Linked DNA regions of Homo sapiens: region 1 is linked to region 2. Evidence: chromatin contacts called from ENCODE Hi-C or POLR2A ChIA-PET data. All regions are on one chromosome and are shown on one strand. The core of a region is the stretch at or near the end of the contact, and the rest is flanking DNA. Distances in the headings are between cores, read along the strand shown. Region 1 overlaps LINC00578 (long intergenic non-protein coding RNA 578). Region 2 overlaps LINC00578 (long intergenic non-protein coding RNA 578).

What was found. A loop is a pair of places that touch in the nucleus more often than their neighbours do. ChIA-PET counts read pairs that join two places held with the same protein, here RNA polymerase II (POLR2A). Pooled maps may share reads with other maps.
Region 1: a map of PC-9 shows a loop between it and region 2 (6-fold over the local background). The contact joins two enhancer-like sites. A Hi-C loop is called at or near these places in 2 of 168 maps with a recorded cell type or tissue (PC-3 and PC-9) and 3 of 50 pooled maps. POLR2A ChIA-PET finds 5 or more read pairs at or near these places in 5 of 52 experiments (AG04450, CD8-positive, alpha-beta T cell, OCI-LY7 and 2 more).

Annotation. Positions count from the first base shown.
Region 1 is chr3:177,522,941-177,525,640 of GRCh38, forward strand. The region is part of intron 1 of LINC00578 (long intergenic non-protein coding RNA 578); the gene reads left to right. Among named protein-coding and RNA genes, the nearest start is that of LINC00578, 82 kb to the left of the region's middle. Within about 2 kb of position 1,256, at least 3 of the 41 ENCODE cell types and tissues checked have a DNase peak (open chromatin) inside an H3K27ac peak, as active enhancers do; they include PC-3 and PC-9, where a contact is called at or near this core.
Region 2 is chr3:177,477,377-177,480,076 of GRCh38, forward strand. All of the region lies in intron 1 of LINC00578 (long intergenic non-protein coding RNA 578), which reads left to right. Among named protein-coding and RNA genes, the nearest start is that of LINC00578, 37 kb to the left of the region's middle. Within about 2 kb of position 1,300, at least 15 of the 41 ENCODE cell types and tissues checked have a DNase peak (open chromatin) inside an H3K27ac peak, as active enhancers do; they include PC-3 and PC-9, where a contact is called at or near this core.

The sequences.
Region 1 (2,700 bases), core at 6-2,505, 46 kb after region 2:
TGTCCAACAAAACAAATCCATCGATTGGCTTTAGCTGTAGGTGGCTTGTTTTCCAACTGCCTCTTTTCTCCTGACTTAAGAGACAGATGTAATTTAAAATGGGGATTAGAAATAACTGTCCTGAAATCCATGTAATTCTGGTTTTGCTGCTGGTAAAGGTTATTGTATAATTAGCTGATTCATAACAAACTGTAAGTATCATATCAGAAAATAGAACCCTTTGGAAACTAATGACAGATGATCTACAAATAGATAGCCTAGCAATGTAAACATTAGTGGGGGGAATTCATTAAGTTCCTGCTAAAAGCATTTGATTTAATTTTGCCTATCTTTTATCAGATTTTTTCACGTATAAGCCAAAATGACAAATGATAATTATCTTGAAGGCATGTGGCATGATAAATTGGAAGACACGTGATGTGTTTTCTCATTTTTCACAGTCTCAGATTTTCTTTTTTTGGTCTGGTTTGTTGTGTTACAAAAAGCTCATGATTTTTCACCCATAGTTCACCTCCTGGGAAATACCATAATTAAGGTCTCAAGAATGAAATAGGCTGGTACAGTCATCGAATGACAATGAGCCATCCATGGTGTTGGGACATCAATGTAATAACATAAAAACTATTGGTTTTGAAAATTTTCCTCTATATAATTGCTGTTTCCACTTCTATAAAACTGAGGTTAATTTAAGATAGATTTATTTCTAGTCAGTCCCACTAATGTTCCAGGACTTTTCATATTCTGTATCATTTGATATGTATTGTCATAAAGCTTTTATATTTTTCAAACACTTCAGCAGTTTTATGCATTGAGTTTGTTATGAAATGTCATTGTGTCACTTTATGGGATCCTATTTAAAGAAAGTCAGTAGCTAGGAAAAGAGATGAGAAACATTTATAATTTGACCCTAAACTCAAGGGCAATATAGGACTTAGTAAAAGAGAATTTATAAATTTCTCAGGTGCTCTTCATAAAAACAAAGTCAAAACAAAGCAAAACAAAAAGAAAACCCAAGGTGAAACCACATCAAACAAAAAGTTTACTTGGTAATCACCTGGTAACCAGATATTGGGTTTTATGAATAAGAAATTCCAGACGAGGTGTCGTGTTCTGGAACAACCCTTCCTATATTTCACAATCATGTAAAGCCTAGCTCAAATGTCCCTTTCTCTACCTCCCAGGAAGAATTAGGGACTCCCACACTCATATACTGTAGCATTTTGTTCATACATATGCTTCCTCTCACATGGTCAAATGGTTAGTTTTTTATCTGTTTGACTGCCAAGCAGTGGACTTTGCCCTATCCATCTTTGTTTTTTTTTAGTGTCTAAGGCCTGGCAAACGGAAGGAGCTCAGATGACACTTTTGAAAAAGCAGGCTGTTTATATGACTTCAGCTCTTAGAATATTAAGAATTGCATCATCATTGCACGGGAAGAAAAAGGTCTGATTGGATCCTTCTCTCTCAACAACTGCCTTAATGGTTTAGTGGCAGGATGGCTGGGTGTACGTGGCAGGATGGCTGGGTGTACGTGGCAGAAAATGGAGCAGAAGTTTGACATTAGTTTAGTGTCAATAATGCATATTATTGAATTTACACAATATAGATGTTTGAGGCCTTTTTTAATTGGGCCTTTCCAGGATCAAAGAGACTTGCATTAAATTTATTATTTTGTTTATATGGAGATCCTTCTGTTTCTCCAATTGTTCTGGGTATTCTTTTTTGAAGCAGTTGTAGCTGATGTCTTCCCTAAGAGGAGAGGAGTTGAACTATATCTCAAGTTGGGCCATAGGACAGCTGTATAAGCAGTTGCTTTTGCAGTATCAGATCCGAGGAATATCAAAATACTCTTGTCCTGAAATACATCGTGAAACTCATCTCCTCCCAATAACATGCTCCTCTTTAAGGATAGGAATCGAAAGGTTTTGGATATTGTTCTGGTTTTTGGAGTTGCCTCTTCCAGCACTACTGGGCACTCAGCTCTGGTTTCTGGCTGTGGCCCCTTCCTTTGGTAAGTGGCATCCCTGTTCTGAAGACACTCAACTACCCTGAGAGTGTTCCTGTGAATCTGATTCTTATCTTTAACCATGTAGGAAAGATGACAGGCCTCTCAGTTTTGCAGAAATCAGGAGATTTGCCAGCACTGAACCAATTGCGTGTGATCACCATCACCTGTTGACTTCTGGTGGGGATGTGTGGTCTCTCCCTTCCCCCATCCCTCCCTGTGTTTCAGCCTTAGTTTGCCTCACTCTTTAAGTCACCTACTAGACCTCCATAGGCATGTGAGTTAGCCGTCCATGCATTCCACCTCTGACCATAAGCCTGTTCTTGAGGACCATCATGCTTTCCATATGATGGTGGCTGCCATTCATTAAATACCATCTATACCCAGATTGCCCACACTGAAAGTGAGATAATCAACTGTTGTGCTCCTAGCCAAGATTAACAGGAAGAGTATATTCTTTTTTTGCTTTTATTTTATTTTATTTATCAAGAGATTAAGACAAAGATGAGCCTACAGTTCACAACCGTATGTGAAGATGATGCAGTTGCCTTACTCTGTAGAGTGAAGCCAAAACCACAGACAGAAATAAGCATAGTAGGCTATGAGAAGATGAAATTTAGCACTGTGTTTGGGATGGGCATCTGAGGAAGTTGTGTTCAGAGCACCCTGGATCTTCTTTTGGTGGCTTTAGGTCT
Region 2 (2,700 bases), core at 50-2,549:
CTGTGCTTAGCGATCAGTATTTTTAAAAAGCCCCTTAGGCCACTCATATAAACAGCCTGGTTTTGAACCACTGAGTCACACCTACTAATCTCGAGAGAAGGCCCAAGGCTCAAGAGAATTATGTTTCCGTTGCATTAATTTCCAGTAAGGCCTGATGCTTTTCTTTTTTTTTGTTTGTTTTTGTTTTTGTTTTTGTGACAGAGTCTCGCTCTGCCACCCAGGCTGGAGTGCAGTGGCGCAATTTTGGCTCACTGCAACCTCCACCTCCCGGGTTCAAGCGATTCTCCTGCCTCAGCCTCCTGAGTAGCTGGGATTACAGGCATGGGCCACCATGCCTGGCTAATTTATGTATTTTTAGTAGAGATGGGGTTTCATTATGTTGGCCAGGCTGGTCTCGAACTCCTGACCTCCAGCGATCTGCCCACCTCGGCCTCCTAAAGTGCTGAGATTACAAGCTTGAGCCACCATGCCAGCCAGCCTGATGCTTTTCAGCAGACATCTTCCTGGTTCTGAAACGAAGAGATGAAGAGTGAAAAATTCAATTTAAATAAGATTTTCCAGCAGTGTAGGGTTGGGGTGGAGCTCTAAAACCATCTTGCCAGCCTGAGTTATTGAATACCAATGTCAGGAATAATTGAAGCAGCAGCACAAGGGGTATCTGTGAGGGGCGGAAAGGTCTAGTTTAGTTGATCTATTTGACCTTGTTTGCTAGATGTGAAGTCTTCTTTTCCTCGCAGAAATGAAGAGTTTAAAACAACAACAAATCAATGACCATATCACATTGTATTGGAATATTGAAAATACTCAGGCTGCTTGATAATGTAAAACAGCCATACTTATATTAATTATTCAATAATAGGCAGCTATCTATATTTTGAACTTTTTCCTATTGTTTCAGCTAGGAGCAATTCTGCTTCTCACACGTGTAGCTTGCTTGTCTGTTTCTTTTCCCTCTTTAGACTGTAATAGTGCTGAGTTCACCATGGCCCCTTCATCATAATGAGAAAGAACTTTTCTAATGACTCAGAGATTTCTAAATTAAACCTAAAATGTTTATTACAAAGATGCTGGACACACATTATGCATCGCTGTTGCAATACAGTAATATAATTCAGATAGAAATTATCTTTGCAAATGGCAATCAATTTTTGCTACTACTTTTTGCATTCTTGACAATCTAGTCACTGGGCTGTGGAAAAGTGCTTTTACTTGATTATTTACACTGTTGATAATCACTGTGGTTTTTGGCAGAGCTAAGGCATTATTTCACAGACCTGCATTGCAATAGGGAACGGGTGTAACTTCAAAATACTGCCAAAGTTCCTGTGGCTTTAGCCGACACCAAGGAATGTACAAACTCAAGCACAATTCTTAGGAGACTTCATTCTTTTACAGTGGTTTGCCACAGGGCAGTCCACATGCAGGGACAAGTTAAACAAATATGGTCCCTGGAGAAAGTGGGCTCCCCTGTAGCCCAAGAAGTCTACTGCTGTGGAGGTCTTCAGGAACTATCTGCATCTCCCACTTAATGCCCAGGACACATATCCTCCCACTTAGAACTTTGGGTTTAAAAGGGAGGAAACATATTTTAAAGTATTAGATAATTCAAAAACCGGCCAGGCACAGTGACTCACGCCTGTAATCCCAGCACTTTGGGAGGCCGAGGTGGGTGGATCACCTGAGGTCAGGAGTTCGATACCAGCTTGGCCAACATGGTGAAGCCCTGACTCTACTAAAAACACAAAAATTAGCTGGGCCTGGTGGCAGGTGCTGGGAGGCTGAGACAGGAGAATTGGTTGAGCCCAGGAGATGGAGGTTGGTTGCAGTGAGCCGAGATGGCACCACTGCACTCCAGCATGGGTGACAGAGACTCCATCTCAAAACAAAACAAAACAAGACAAACGAAAAAACAAAAAACAAAAAACAACCCCGTGGTGCCACTGCACTATTTTCAAAGGGAAAAAGAGCCACCGCTCCAGGCTGAATGTTTTCTTATAGATCATATGCTGATAAAGAAATGAACACAGACCTGTAATGTGGCAGATAACCTTTTGCAAGCGACTGCAAAAGAATAAAGAAAGATAGAAGCAGCGGAAAGAGCTATATTAAATGACTGCCTTATCACTCTTAGACAACTCCTACCTTTGATTTTTAAAAAATTTAAACATTTCAAACAAATCGTTATGCCATAGTGGGATGCTCTTGGGAAACACAAAAACAACAACAACAACGACAACAACAAAAAGAAAAAACAGACTCTGACTAGTCCAAAAACATCTCAGCAGGCAATCTAAGGACTAGAACTGATTTAATTTCTTTCAAAAAACTCTCCTCTATCATAACAAAGGTGTCAGTTATAAAGGGGAACATCTGTTTTGCTAGACCCTAAACTAAAACCTCTGATTCTTTTCACATCAGTCATTGAACAGCTGTCAGATATATGAACAAGTTTTAGACACCTGAGAATTATGACTTTGAACACGTGACCTAGAGATCCTCTGCCCCTGTTATCACTTCCTTGGGCCACCCGCCATGGCAGACTACACAGTCATTATAGAAAATGCCATCACCCAGTTTTGTTTGAGACTACACCAGCATGTGTTCAGCATTTTGAGTATTTTTCTGATTTAAGTAGCACTTATTCCTGATTGCTTTTGGTCTTGTCCCTGTCCTATTTTGTGATACTACTATCTGCCAGCC